Linked DNA regions of Homo sapiens: region 2 is linked to region 1. Evidence: chromatin loops called from intact Hi-C (ENCODE). Cell type or tissue: heart right ventricle. All regions are shown on one strand.

The links. A loop is a pair of places that touch in the nucleus more often than their neighbours do. Peaks named below come from ENCODE experiments on the same cell type or tissue, not always from the same donor. Only the 100,000 strongest peaks of a DNase experiment are listed, where the experiment ranks them.
Region 2: it touches region 1 in a loop (5-fold over the local background); 3 of 110 quality-filtered maps call a loop at or near these places.

What each region holds. Positions count from the first base shown.
Region 1 is chr5:16,662,605-16,670,604 of GRCh38, forward strand. MYO10 (myosin X) reads right to left here. Exons shown (of 41, transcript NM_012334.3): 39 at 7,922-8,000; 40 at 5,673-5,864; 41 at 1-4,189. The coding sequence ends at 4,088. Among named protein-coding and RNA genes, the nearest start is that of RETREG1, 50 kb to the left of the region's middle. In heart right ventricle, a CTCF peak has its summit at 4,408; DNase peaks (open chromatin) are centred at 3,784, 4,417 and 4,697; H3K4me3 peaks cover 639 bases; H3K27ac peaks cover 1,658 bases.
Region 2 is chr5:16,342,302-16,350,301 of GRCh38, forward strand. No RefSeq gene overlaps it. Among named protein-coding and RNA genes, the nearest start is that of LINC02150, 95 kb to the right of the region's middle. In heart right ventricle, a CTCF peak has its summit at 3,330; no DNase peak of the experiment used is centred here.

The DNA of each region.
Region 1 (8,000 bases):
AGCCAGCATGCCTGGCTGAAACTATTTTTACAGAGAACTTAGGTGGTGATATGGTTTGGCTCTGTCCCCACCCAAATCTCATCTTGAATTATAGCTCCCATAATCCCCACCTGTCACGGGAGGGACCTGATGGGAGGTAATTGAATCATGGGGGTGGGTTTTCCCATGCTGTTCTTGTCCATAGTGAGTATGTCTCGGAAGAGCTAATGGTTTTATAAAAGGGAGTTCCCCTGTGCAAGCTCTCTTGCCTGCTGCCATATAAGATGTGCCTTTTCTCCTCCTTTGCTGTCCACCATGATTGTGAGGCCTCCCCAGGCATGTGAGACTGAGTCCATTCAACTTCTTTTTCTTTATAAATTACCCAGTCTCAGGCATGTCCTTCTAGCAGTGTGAGAATGGACTAATACAGATGGCCTTATCCTGTTTTTCCACAGAGCTATCTGAGGTACTATATAATCATCAAAAAGAATAAGGCAATTCTATAGGTATTAATGTAGGATTAGAGCTAAAATACTATGCTGAGAAAAAAGTAAGCTACAACAGTTTGTTTCCATCTATTAAAAATGAGGATGGGGATATATATGTATGTATGAGTAAATGATTGGACAGCTTAAATTATTTTTGAGAGAATATTCAATAAAACAGTAAAAATAGCTGTTTCTGGGAAAGGAAAATGGGTAATTAGGGCTACAGCTGGAAAAAAGTAACATTTTACTTCTAGTTGTTTTTTTTTTTTTTTTTTTTTTTTTTTTTTTTTTTTTTTACAAATCACCTATATGTATTAGCTTTCAAAAGATTTAAAAATTAAAAATACTAGATTGTCAGCGTCTGAAGTGATAAAATACTTTATGCTGGTGCCTCCTCAGTAACAGACATTCAAAACTACAGTCAGCCCTCAGTGTTCATGTGGTCTGAATCCAACCACAGATAGAAAATATTTGAAAAAACTTTTTTTGGTGGGGCACAGTGGCTCACACCTGTCATCCTAGCACTTTGGGAGGCTGAGGTGGAGGACTGCTTGAGCCCAGGAGGTTGAGGCTGCAATGAGCTGTGACTGTGCCTCTGCACTGTAGCCTGGTGACAGAGTGAGACCCTGTCTCAAATAAACAATGTTTAAAACACAGACACACACGGTATAACAGCTATTTATGCAGCATTTATGTTGTGCTAGGTATCTGTAACCTGGAGATGATTTAAAGGGTAAGGAAAGATGTGTGCAGGTTCTATGCAAATATTATACCACTGTATAGCAGGGACTTGAGCATCTGTGAATTTTGTATCCTCAGGGGTGGGGGGAGGGGGTCCTGGAACCAATCTCCCTTGGATACCAAGGGACGACTGCACTTCACTGACCTTGTTGAAAGCAACTGACATCACACACACCAATGAGTGCATGTAAAAGCAGTAAAATTGGAATAGGTTCTGTGGCTAGGGGAAGCTCAACGGTACTTTGTCAGCTGTGATGCTGCTCTACAGTGATGGGGGATGCTACCACTGGGGAAACTGAAGGGCACGCAGGCCTCCCTGTACGTTCTGTTGCAACTTTCTCTGAGTCTGTAATTATTTCTAAATAAAAGGCTAAAACAAAACCACAACTATGCCATGTAAAGGCTCACATGTAAATCTATGTTCTAACTATGGTGCTGCTCTAACCCCCCCAATCTGAGTCATGCCTTTCCTTGCCTATTTCCCCATCTATAATTGAGGGCGGGCGACAGCCTTCCAGAGTAAATTAAGTCACAGAGGGAATCCTGAGAGGTGAGCAGTAGAAAGAAGACTTCTGTCAAATTCTTTCTGAGCCTAAAATAAAAACAAAGACAACACACATCCAAGTCTTTGCCGGCTTTCCTTGGGTGCCTGGCGGGGCCACAGGCTTCAGGCAGCACCTGGCTTCAGGTTCCATCCCAATCCCTGCAGAATGGGAAGAAGCCATCCGTGAGCATGAGCAGAGGGTGGGAGTCAGTGGTCTGCAAGAGAAGTGGCGCTTGCTCATGCTAGACGCCTGGCCTGGTGGTTTGGGTACATTGGCAACCAAACTGCCTACCTGTGTGTTCTGGTCCACAGGGAGGTGCAGGCAGGTTCTAGGATCCAGGGTTGCAAGATCAGGCACACTTTGGGGCTGACATAGGGGACTGTCTGACATAAACACATTTCAAGTCCTCAGCTGTGTGTGACTTCATTTACCAGTCCCTTCTTTTGCTTTCTTGAAGTCACACTCAGTGTCTACAAGAGCAGTGGAGACAGCTGCAGATCTGTGTTTAGACCTGATGAGCAAGTCCATGAAACAAACACAAAGCCCAGACACTGAAACCATAGCATTAACACCAAAAAGCCGGCCGGGTGCGGTAGCTCACACCTGTAATCCCAGCACTTTGGGAGGCTGAGGCAGGTGGATCGAGACCAGCCTGGCCAACATGGTGAAACCCCATCTCTACTAAAAATACAAAACCTAGCCAGGCGTGGTGATGCATGCCTGTACTCCCAACTCCTTGGGAGGCTGAGGCAGGAGAATCGCTAGAACCCAGGAGGCAGAGGCTGCAGTGAGCCGAGATCACGCCACTGTACTCCAGCCTGGGTAACAGAGTGAGACTCTGTCTCTAAAGAAAAAAAAAAAAAACCACCAAAAAGCCAAAACAAAAATAAGCCTCCCCTCCATGGTTTTTAGAGCCTCCTCTGATAAAGGAAACACACAGCGTGTTAGCTAGTATCTTTTATTGTCAGAACTTCTGTGAGCCAACAAACAGTTTTGCATGGTTGTACACAAAGGGACAAGGCAAATTTCTTTTTTCGTGTGGGTAGACTTAGTTGGCCCAAGTCCTTAAAACTTTTCCATATAAAAATAAAAAGTCCAAGACCAGATTATTTTTCTTCTGGTCATAAATGCTGATTTATTTACAGGTGCCTTGTTCAGACCACCATTATAAACTTGGGATAAAATATGTGTGTATTAAAGCCTCAGCATTTAATGTCAGGGTCCTTTGAAGATTCACTCAAGTGTTAAGACGTTTCTGGAATGCAGCGTCTCTCCCCCATAGTCAACATGGTTATTATATCTGTAATCTATCCAGAATGATAGAAGCTAACCTTCCAAGTAACACTTTGTTTTTAACTTAAATCTTTTAGACATGAAAGACTCCAAAATGACTTCATTCTTGTTCTAAAACCAGCACTGGAGCCAGCTGTTGAAGAGTGGTTTATAAATACAGTTATCTTGTAGGCTGCTTATCTGTTTATAATACAGCAGACACAGATGGCAGACTTTGCTACATGTAAAACAATGGAGTCAACACGTGTTTTTCAAAATACAGCAAAGACAGGAAAATCCAGGATTTGGGTTTGTTAATAAAACCACCTTATAAAGTAACAATTGAGACTATAGCTCTGCATTATTAAAATATACAGACTGTGTACACCATTACACATCCTTTTTCCCTTTGCTTTTTAATGCTCATGAAACCATGATTAAAGTGTTGAGTTTATGAACACATGCACGAACAGGCAAGCACGTACACTTAAAAGATGAAACAAAGAAAAAAGTTGATTCATGTCATTCCATGAGAAAGGCTGCCCGCAGCACTCCAGCTCAAACACACTGTCCCCTCGAGCTCTCCATCCCCCTTCCCACTCCCTCACCTTCCCTCAGATTCGGGGAAATCAGGTTGGGAGGTTAGTGCATCATTGACAGAGAATGCCCCCCTTCCACGCTCTGTTAAGTCTCCCCCAGAAGGGGGAAAGGCAGTTCCCTTCAGTAGCACAGTTACGGTCGATTAGTGTTGGTTCCACAAGTTAAGGCACTTCCGGCTGCTTTGGTGGCAGCGTGGTTCCTCCCCTCCTTTTTTAAGGCATGTGTCCTCTAAGAGTAGTAAAGCTTTGGAAACTGTGCAGACTGTTAAAGTTGACAGCTTAATACAGGATCAATGAAGGCGGCAGGCAAAAGGATCCTCGGAGACACCTCCCTCAGACCAGAAGCTTCCAGAAAGCCTGGGCAGCTCTGTGTTTGTTTTGGCTGGGCATGGCACACTGGAGCCAGCCTAGGCCAGAGGGTGGTGCGTTCAGGTAGCAAAGACAGGTGGGCTCTGTCCCGCCTTCACCTGGAGCTGCCCTGGCTGCTGGCGGAGCGTGTCGTGCTGTAGCGCTTCTTCACGATCATGCTGATGTAGGCTTTCATGAGCTTGGCCACATCCACCACCTGCCCAGGGGGAAGCAGAACCGACACAGCGTCACAAGTCTCCCCCAGGCAAAGGGCCCTGCCTAATAATCCAGACATTCCCTGGGCACCCTCCCGTAGCCTTCCATGCTAATCGACGGATCCCATTTTGCAGGAAGCCAGAAGTTTAACCACTTTCACCTTCCTCATCAGGGAAAGGTGGAATCTCAGCTTTTCCAAATACAATGTGCACCACCTGGTGGCACAAACGTGCCAACTTGGCTTGATGGAAACTGTCAGACTTTGCACATTAAAATCCAGAACTAACCGAGGACGCTGAAGTTACTCGGTGTCAACAGTGCTGGGATTACTATCCCCGCTTAAAATAAATGTGAAATGACAGAGTCCACAATTACAGCCTTTAAAGACTGGATCATCTAATTCTAGTCAACTCCTTAGGAAGCAGCTGAAGAAACAAGATAACTGAGGCCCCAGGGGCTGGGAGAGCGGCCAGCTCCCCAGACGCCAGGCCAGCTTCTGCTCCACACCAGCCACCTCCTCCAGCTGGGATCTCCATTAGCTCCCTCCCATGATGTCCCCGTCATTGCCACCCCTTCTCACAGCTGGCCTGGATCCCTGTGCAGGCATCATAACCGGCTTCCATATCCCTGTTTGCTCTCTTCCCTTCCAGTCCCACCCCAGAGATCACTGTCTGTAAATTCACTGTTATGCCATGCACAATCAAAGATCCCACAGTGGTTCCTTGTTGTCTACTGGATCTCACCAAATCCTGCAGCCTGGCACCTGGGACCCTTGAGTCAAGGGCTCTCCACCCTCTTCCCTCTCACTGCACGACTCCCCATCAGCCTAGGGAACCTACAATGCCACATCCTCCAAGCAGCTGGAACGCCCTCCTCAATGCCTCTCCATTCCAAACCAGGCAGCAGGTGATTCCTCTCCACTCACCACGTTGACTTGCTAGCTGTTCCCTTTGTGGAAGCCTCAATAAGCTTCTTGTATTATATTTTTTAAACTTGGAGGCTGGTAGCACATATATTTAGAGGCCTTTTAGTGTGTGTGGTTTCACAATCCAGAATGAGCTGCACCCAGGATGGTCATGCTCCCGGCTCCCTCCTGGTCTCAAGAGGCCACCAGAGCCGAGTCTCACAGCTGTGACACCGCTATAATTGCTAACTAATTTTCATAAGGTTTTGTTGCAAATAATATACTTTTTCAGGGACATCTATGTCACTTCCCTTTCTCTGCCTTTCCTCCAAGGGTAAGACTCCTTGGCAAAATGGAACCAGATTCCTCTGTTGCAAAAGTATACAAAAAAAATATGGTGATCTCAGATTTTGGCCTGCAGGGAACCGGCAGCTGGAAAGGGACCACCACACTGTATTTTCGTGTTTTGAAGAAAAATATTCAAAGAAAATGACCTGGTCAAAGGCATGAGGAAATGGGGTCCTGTTTTTCTGTTTTGTCAAGACCATGAATAAAAAGATGAACTTGCTTTGCCTCTTACCTCACTGGTTTCAAAGAGCAGCTCCCTCTCATCGACCACGATCTTATACGTATTCGCCAGGGGTGCCCCAAAAGAGAGGATGTGTTCATACTGGAAGACTTCCAGTGGTCTTCCCTCTCCACGCTTGTAGACGGAGACGGCGTCCGCGCTGACACCCAACCAGAGTTCCTGAGGGAAGCCACCTTCCTTGCACTGGTGGGCAAGAGTCAACAGAAGAGTTAAGTCATGAAGTGGTTGGCAACAGAAAGCATCTAAACCATAAGACAGGCTTTGAGTGAAGTCCTCTGTGCAGAAGATTAAATATATTCGATGTGCATGCATGCATGGAGGGGCCTGAAATATGAAAAATGGCACCTCTCTGGCTATCTTGATTTCTAACTAGTTAATCTCACGCTTTTGGGAAAACCTCACTAACTGGCAGAGTCTAACATCTTGCTTTGACTCTCCACTTCTCAGCATTATTCTACTAGCTGTTTGGATTAGCTACGTGGAAGTGGCCTGGAAACGTACATGCTTGGCCGGGGGACTTAAGGAAGCTTCCCTGCAACCCAAGCCAAGTCTACTCTTGTATTAATATCTCCAGTTCTGCCTCCAATCCTCTTTGCGGATGGTTAGTCTTCAAATACAAAATCTAGGATCACAGAGGAAAATTCTCCAAATCACGCATGCTGAGCAGTTCTGGCTCCTCTTCACAAGGAGCAGCAATGGCCTTCCATATGCAGAGTGGGAACAGGGACTTTACCAGTTTAACTGTAGACTTTCCTGTACAGATTGGTGGAAGAAAATAAGACCCCATATGAAGGGGCTAACAACACAGGGCTGATCCAAACCTGGACAAGCAGGAGGGCTATAAATTGGAGACGCTGAAAAGAGTCTCTAGTTTATATCCCTAATAACCAGACATTCTCTGCATCCTCCATGCAAAAGCCAGTAGCTTTCTTTTTTCTTTTTTTTTTTGACGGAGTCTCACTCTGTCGCCCAGGCTGGAGTGCAGTGGCGTGATCCTGGCTCACTGCAACCTCCACCTCCTGAGTTCAAGCGATTCTCCTGTCTCAGCCTCTCGAGTAGCTGGGATTACAGGTGCATGCCACCACGCCCAGCTAATTTTTTGCAGAGATGGGGTTTCACCGTGTTAGCCAGGATGGTCTCGATCTCCTGACCTCATGATCCGCCCGCCTTGGCCTCCCAAAGCGCTGGGATTACAGGCATGAGCCACCGCGCCCGGCCAAGCCAGTAGCTTTCTATGCTAATTCACAGCTCACGTTTTGCAGGAAGCCAAGAGTTTAACTGCTATTATCTATTCCTTGTCAGGGAGAAATGGAATTATGGCTTTGTACAAAGCACCTGATTTTTTTATACTTAAAAACAGGCATAATTGAACCAACCAAACCAATCAAAAACATCACCTAATGAAAAGCCACCCACGGATTCTAGAATTTATAATATTTAGAATTTTATACAGCCTCAATATAAAGTCATCAGATATACGCTGAATTACTGTGATCATAAAAAATGGAAGCTAATCTAGACGATGAGCTGGCACACTTATCTGTTAAGGGCTGCATAGTAAAGATTTTTAGACTTTGTGGATCACATGGTCTCTGTCACAACTACTCAACTCTGTACAAAAACAGCCAGGGAATATATCTAAAGGAATGAGCTTGGCTGTGTTCCAATAAAACTTTGTTTAGAAAAAAGGAGGCAGGCAAGATCTGACCCACAGACCAGTTTGCCAAACTCTCATCTAGACAATTAGTAAGATTTCTTTTCAATAAGCGGTCTACTTAAAACAAAACAAAAATCAGTACTGGGTTGATGCCAATGGCTAAATTCCATTACGAGATAGACATTCTTCCTTTCAAACAGATGGCTGTAAAGAAAAAACAAAGTAAAATGCAAGTATATCCAAAGTTTCTAATTTGTATATACAGCTATAACATTTTTTTAAATGTAGATTTTTATCAGTGTTTAAAAAATTAGATCTATAGCTTCCCTAAGGAAGGGTAGAAGAATAGATGACATCTTAATTTTGCATTCATTCCTAATATTACAGATGTGTTTACTACACAGGAGAAGAGAAACTGTGAGGAGAAGGGAGGCGTTAATGGTACAATTCTGGGGGCTCGAATAAAAGAGGTTGAGAGAGCAAAATGCTCCATCTTGTCTTCTCTCCACATGAACTTGGCCGTGATCCATGTTCTCAGATGCCAGCACCCAGCCCACCCCAACACACGGCAGCCAGTTCTCACCTCCACATCAAACAGCGTCGAGCCATAGCCAGGCCACTCCTTGATCAAGGCCATGTACTTGGCCATGGCCTGTTCCTGG
Region 2 (8,000 bases), 320 kb before region 1:
AGTTTCTAATTGTCACTGTTCTTTTCTATGGCATTGGAGTCTAGATTCTAGCCTTAAGCATCAATTTATTCTGCCTGTTCTCTTCACTGTAAGAAAAGCATGTCTTACTCTCCATTGCTCCTCCAGCATGGGTACCAGATTGAAGAACACTTGAATCCAACCTGAGCATGGAGCTTAGCCAAGCCCAACCAAGTAGAGACAAGATCAGCTAAATCACAACTGACATGTAGACCCATGAGCATGAGCAAATGTGTGTTGTGTAAGCCTCTGAGATTTGGTAGTTCTTTGACACACAGCATTTGGTGGCAAAACCTGCCTAATGTGAACTATTTACCTCTAAACTCTGTAGGGCATTGAATAAAAGAAACATGCTGAATTGGAAAGAGCCATTTTTTGTTGTGTTTTGCATTATAGCAGACTGCAACTCTGAAAACAGGTCGATGTCCAGGGTTTCAGTGGCAGATAGCAGCACCTCAAAAATGGTTGCTGACATGGTGGTTCTTGTCTGCATGACAGAGTGAGACAGATACGACTGTTCTCGGCAGAGATGACGGCAGTGCCTAATAGCATCCCAAGTACCAGCACCAGCAGCACAATGTCCACTGACAGGGCAGTGTGCTATGAATTACGGACCCCAGAAGTTTACATGTTGAAGCCTTAACTCTAAGTGTGACTGTATTTGGAGATGGGGCCAGTGGGAAGTAATTAGGGTTAGATAAATTCATGAGCATAGTGTCCTCATGATGAGATCAATGCTTTATAAGAAGAAGGAGAGGGAAAGACAGAGATAAGTCTCTTTCTCTACCATGTGAGGACACAGTGAGAAGGCAGCCATCTACCACACAGCAAGAGAGCCCTCACCAAAAACTGAATGCTGATGGACTTTAATCTTGGACTTCCCAGGGCTCCATAACTGTGAGAAATAAATGTCTTCTGTTAACATACTCACCTATGCTATAGCATTATAGCATAGCAGCCCAAGCTAAGACAAGGTGCCTTGTGTAGCAAAAAGAGGATAGAAGACAAAGAAGAGGAAAGCACATCATAGAAGACCAGGCAACCTTTGTACCTGTGGAGTTAAGATGGTGTCCAGAACACTGAAAAATACTTTGCAGTATTTCTGTGCAGGAAACTCAGATTCTACATCCTAACAGGAGGGTCAAGACCCAGTAAAACAGAAGTTAATAACAGCAACAGCAACAGTAGGTAACACAAATTTCTCACTCTGTGCCAAGCACTAGTCTAACAGCTTTTTGTGTGACAATTCATTTAATACTTTTGGAAGATACTATTATCTTCCCCTATTTAATAGATAAGGAAATCAAGGCACAAGATAGTTGAGAAATTTACCTGAATATGCATAGCTGTACTGGAATTTGAATCTAGACTGGTTGATTCTAGAGTACTTTTAATCTTGGTGCTCATCTATGTCTCTGGATCACTAAAAATGTCCTGGGTAATTAGTCCTGGCAGCCGGGTGGCCCCCACCTCTGGCTGCCCACTGGTTGTCTTAAAGTTGCAATTCCTTGAAAACCTTTCTGCCTCTTTCCCTTAAGTATCCTGTAGAGGTGATTCTTCTTCTTCTTTTTTTTTAACTTTTATTTTAAGTTCAGGGTACAAGTACAAGTGCAGGTTTGTTACACAGGTAAATTTGTGTCACGTGGGTGGCAAGGTGGGGGGTGTTTTACAGATTAGTTCATCACCAAAGTATTACCCCTAGTACCCATTAGTTATTTTTCCTGATTCTCCTCCTCCTCCCACCCCTACCCTCCAAAAGGCCCCAGTGTGTGTTTTTCCCCTCTATGTGTCCACGGGTTCTCATCATTTAGCTCCCACTGATAAGTGAGAACATGCGGTATTTGGTTTTCTGTTCCCGTGTTAGTTTGCGAAGGATAGTGTCCTCCAGCTCCATTCTTATTTCAGCTGCCAAGAGTCAAACTTCACATACATCCTCATTTGGAACTTAAGTCATCAGAAACATCTCACCTTTCCTAATGTTGGGGCTCAGAAAATGATATCCCCAAAATGTTGCTTTGGACTTCAAACTGAGAACACCTTGGAAGCAGCAAATGCAGAACTCTGATGTTCCCTTATCTGCCTAAGGAAAGTTCCTCCAGAAGAAATGCAGTTGTCATGATACCCCTTCCTATAATCTCATCAAACAGGGATGATTAACTCACGGGAAAGGAGACTAAAGGGAAGGTTCATACCACCTATTCTTTTGAGGACTCCTATCTAACAGACTTTATCTGAATAACAAGACAAACTTTGTTTACCATGTTTTGCTTTCCCTCAACCTCCTATAACTTGTCACCACCTCCTCTGAGAAACCTCAACCCCTATTTATTTCTGTAGCTCAGGATACTATAAAAATTTCAACCATCTGGCCCTCCTTTGAGTTTTATTTTGCAAGACTCCTGAGTATGCATGTCATCAATTTACACACCTTTTCTCCTGTTAATCTGCCAACTGCTAGTTTATTCCAGAGACTTAAATTATCAAACCTTCAGAAGATAGAAGGAAAATTCCCCGATTCCTACACTAACATAAGTTTCTAATAAAACAGTTTCATGTGCTTGAACTACCTTTAGGAAAATTGGAGTCCCATCTAATTTTCATTTATTCATTCATTCAACAAATATTATTGGGTACCTACTATATAGCAGGCATAATTCTAGGCAGACAGATTGTAGAAGCAATAAAATAGAGGTCCTGCTCTCATAGACTCACATTCTAGCTGGGGAACAGGGGAGAGATATACAGTAAACAAATATATGTCAGGAGAAGATATAAATCAAGGAGAAAAATAAAGGAAAGTGTATTTATGACCAGAGAAAATAGCAGGTGGTTTCCCAGATAATAAAAATCCCATAGTTCTATAATTAAACTGTGTCACAACATCACATATATTCAGGTATTTCTCAGGTCAAATCATGACCATTACAAAAGCTTACATATACGAAAATTCTAGTAGACCATGCTACCTCATAAGGAGATGTTATCCTTATGAGTATGAAGACATTAAAGTAACGTTAGCAGTGGTGAATCCATATGGGTCTGCACCATCTTGATTCTTGCCTCCTTGAAGGAAAGGGGCATAAGGCAGAGTGAGAGACTGAGGCAAGTTTTTAAGCAGGGGTGAGTTTATTAAAAAGTTTTAGAGCAGGAATGAAAGGAAGTAAAGTACACTGGGAAGAGGGTAACTTGAGAGCTGGTGACTTGAGAGATCCAAGTGTGCTGTTTGACCTTTGACTTGGAATTTTGTATGTTGGCATACTTCTGGGATTTTGTGTCTCTCCTCCCTTGATTTTCTCCCTTAGGGGGAGCTGTCTGCATGCACAGTAGCATCCCAGCACTTGGGAGGGGCTACATGCGCAGTGTGTTTACTGAAATTGTGTACATGCTCATTTAAGACATTTTTCCCTTACCAGTCAAGCATTCCTAGAGGAAGGTCACAGACCAGTTAAACACCATTATTTTGCCCCTTAGTGTGCATGCTTGAGCCCACTTGCCCAACTCCTGAGATCCTAGTGGGAAGCTGCTGATCACCAGCTTCAGGTGTTTTCTATGCACTGGGAGACTGCCTTTCCCTGGCGCCAGCTATGACCAATTATTATTTTAGAGAGACAGTTTAACAACCACCTGAACATCACCTGATGTTTGCCTGACATTCCTGAGGTTGGGCGGGATGTGGGGTGGGAGGCTCTCCTGCCATGCTCACGTCAGTCTAGCTATCCATTCTAATAATAATAATTGCATGTATGTGCATTTTTTCCAAGATCTTATTATATACAAAATTTATATTCATTAAAAGCCTAGCCCCTTCTTTTTTGACTCCACAGTGACCTTGATATTAAAAAATATTGTTTGAAAAGTCCAGTGGCTAAATACTCAGAGAGGAGAAACAAACTTTAAAAATTCTGAAATAATATGAAAACTTGAACTGAAGTTATTTTTCAAGTAGAAATATTCCTTAAAAGGAAGTCCTACAACAAAATCTCTACACAAATGTGTTTTTTAAAGGAGTCTCTGATTTCTGTGTCCATAAGGCTGGAGATTTGTGTGTGCTTCCAGTACCCCCACTGAATTTCTAGGCAGAATTTCTTGGAAGATTTCACACCCTGATTTCCAGAACCTGAGAATGTGAAGTCACTCCTATGACTCTGTTATGTTGTATGGCACAGTTGACCTTAAAAATGGGGAGATTATTTGGGTGAACCTAATCTAATCCCATTAGCCCTTAACAGCAGAGAACTTTCTCCTGATGGTGGCATAAGAGGAAAGCAGAAGACAGAAGGGACATTCAGGGATATCTGAGGCATGAGAGGGATTTAACATCCCATCATCACTGGCCGAAGATGGAGAGCTGCATAAAGGGGACTTCATTCCTGTAAGGACTGGATCCAACTGTAAGGAACTGGATCCTGCCAACAGCCTGAAGAAGCTTGGAAGCAAGCTTTTTCTCCAGAACCCCTAGAAAGAAATGTAACCTTGGTATGTTGCTGGTTGTTTTTTTGTTTTTGTTTTTATTTTTGTTTTTGTTTTTTTGAGACAGAGTTTTGCTCTTGTTGCCCAGGCTGGAGTGCAATGGCACGATCTCAGCTCACCACAACCTCCGCCTCCTGGGTTCAAGCCATTCTCCTGCCTCAGCCTCCCCAGTAGCTGGCATTACAGGCATGCGGCACCACGCCTGGCTAATTTTGTATTTTTAGTAGAGACAAGCTTTCTCCAGGTTGGTCAGGCTGGTCTCGAACTCCCAACCTCAGGTAATCTGCCCACCTCAGCCTCCCAGAGTGCTGGGATTACAGGCATGAGCCACCGTGACCAGCCACTAGCTTTTATTTTAGCCTTGTGAGATTCTGGAGCAGAGAATTCAGCCAAGCCCACCAAGACTTCTGACCTACAGAACTGAGAATTAATTAATAGTATTGCTCCAAGGCCCTAAGTTTGCAATAAGTAATTAAGGCAGCATAAAGAAAACTAATACACCCACTTATCCTGTGCCATGGCAAATGTCTCTAAACAGTTTCAGTTTCTGTTGTTAGGACTGTTTCTACTGGATTCACCCAACTGAACAGCTTATCACAGTATTGAAAACAGTGTTGTTCTCTTCCTATTACTTTGACTTTGTCTTTTCTGTGGTGCTGTTGTTCTTTCCTTGTGCTGGTACCGTATCCATTAATTAGTGACAGACACTTTCTTGGGGTCATTTTGTGCTCTGCATTACTGGGTGCATTGTTTGTTGTGTTAGCTGAGGATGCCTGATATCTTGTTAGCCTGGTCCTACCATTCTTTCAGCAATCTTTGCCTGTATCTACAGTTCTCCCATTTTAACCAAAGTGTAATAAATCAAAGCAGTCAAACTAACAGTGGAATTCATTTTATTCCTCACATAACTTACTGTTTTAAGTATAAAATTAGCTGTTGTTTTGTTACTTGGTAGATTGCAGCATCAGCAAGTTGAAGAACATTGGCAGCCTCACAATCATTATTGGAATCTGGTAGTCATTTTTGCTACAATGTGTGGCTTACTTCTCAATCATAGTAAAATATGAAAATATCAGGATCTCTTAGAAAACTTTAGTCATGATGCATGACCTGAACTCTGTGAAAATTAACTCTTCTTTCCAAACAGGGTGACCAACCTCTGCAAGCTACAAAACTCCGCTTAAGATTCTCTTGTACAAGGATCTCCAGCTGCAAAGAGGAAGGTCACTGGGCAGGATGGAAGCAGATTTCAGTCCAGTAGAAAAGAATGCCTGGGAGTTAGGCTGGGAGTTAGTTAGGGTTAGGGTTGGCGTTAGGGTTAGGGTTAGGGTTAGCAAATTAAACCTGGAGGGATAAAAATGAAAATTTGCAAATGAAAGAAAGCTTTGAATACAAAGTCCCACCAAAACAGTTTGAAGATAGTGAATGCAGCCTGATTCTGGAGGAAGTTGGAGAGAAGGTCTCTAAGAGCTCAAATAAAGGAACAAATTGAGGGGTATGTGCTTCCATTCAAAGGAAATGAGGAGCAATTTTAAAAGCAGAGCAGGGCCAGGTGCAGTGGCTCGCACCTGTAATCCCAGCACTTTAGGAGGCTGAGGCAGGAGGATCGCTTGAGGCCAGGAGTTCAATATTAGCCTGGATGACAAGTGAGACCCCATGTCTACAAAAAAAATTTTTAAATATATAGCTAAGCATGGTGGCTCATGTCTGTAATTCCAGCTATTCAAGACGCTGAGATGGGAGGATTGCTTGACGCCTGGAAGTAGAGGCTGCAGTGAGTGTGATCATGCCATTGCACTCCAGAGCCTGGTGACAGAGCAAGATCTTATCTCAAAAAACTTTTTAATTAAAAAAATAAAAAAAGAGCAGTCAAGCATGTGGCTACAAAAATCATTTAAAATAGAGATAATTTTTAAAGTGAGTAGCATTCATCTAGAAATTACTTTTTAAAGTTACATTATACCAAAATGTGTGTATAAGGATTTCTTTCCAGCTTTGATTATACGTTTACAAAATTGGAAACCCTCTAAATAGTAAACAAGGAAAACATCCTATTCTCCCTGTCAGCATATCAGGCAGCTCTCACATAGTAATGTCTAGATCTACCTATATTGTAATGAAAAGGTGTTTGTGACCCATTACCAAATCAGAAAGAAATCAGAATGAATAATATTTTACAAAATGTCCTGAGTGCCTACTATGTGCTGGTTACTGGGCTTTTCTCATTGTAACCCCTATAGCAAGCCTCTGGGGTGTACATGGTATCGGTACCTAATTTTGCATAAGGAAACTGAGCCTAGAAGTGATTAAATACTTTGTATAAAGTCAAAGACCCAGTAAGAAGGAAGCAAAGCTATGGTTTGAACAGGGGTCTGTCTGACTCATGCCCTAAACCACTGTACAGAAAAATAGACAGAATATAATTTTTTAAGAAAAAAATTCAAAATACGTAATCAAAGTAAACTGCTTCATCTACTCTAAGATGCACCTTTTTTACAATCTGGCTGCATCTTAAAACCAAGTGTGTCGTACAATTGTTGACAGTCTGGAGTAAAGACATTGAATTCTTCCAAAGATTTGGAATTGCTCCTGGGAGTTTTTTAATTAAATTAAATTATCTTTAACACTTTTGGACCACATAGGAGCTGTAAATTCAGACCACAAACCTGCATATAAGTACCAGCTTGTGATACAAATTCTCAAGGGATAGCCTTTTTCTTCTTCTGCCAGTACTAAGTTAAGCATAAAAGTTTCCTTCTGTTCCTTTCTGTATTGTGTGTGGATCTTTTGTGTCCCAGATTTATTGGGGAGGAGCTCCAATTGGATTCCCCATGTTGATTGTTTTTATCTCTCTTAGTGGTATATCTTATAATCAATGACTTTTTAAATTATATAAAATTAGATACATCAGAATGTGAACAGTGGTTTATCTGAGTTGTTTTTCTTTTTGCTTATTTTGTTTCCAAAGTTTTCTGCACAAAGACACATACATTTCTATTTTTTAAAGGTAATTTTTTAAAAATTGAATAAGCCAGTAGATTGTAACTTTGAAACAACCAACTGATGTAGCTGGATTGTACCCTTGTAACAAAAGACATAAACGAGAGAAAAACATGGAAATTTATTTAATACAAGTTTCACATGGCATCAGAGCTTTTGTAATGAAGTGAAGACCAGAAGAAACAGTTAACCCTGAGTATTTTTATACTAGGTTTGATAAAGAGTAGAAAGTTGTGGGAAAATATGATAGGACAAATAGGAGTATGAGCTAAGAGGAGTAAACCAGGGGAGACTGAGCAAGTCCTGTTTATTCAGATTCCTCTCAGCCTCCCTCCTTCTTCAGAGATAAGAATGCTTTTTTTTTCCTCTGGGTATAGAGAGGGACACCTCTCACATAATGGTCTTTTCAACCTAAAATAAGCAACAAAGACTAACTTTCCAAAGCAAAGATTTTATTCAGGAATAGCAGAGGATTGCAATCTGGGCTACGTGTGCCATGACAGATGATAGGC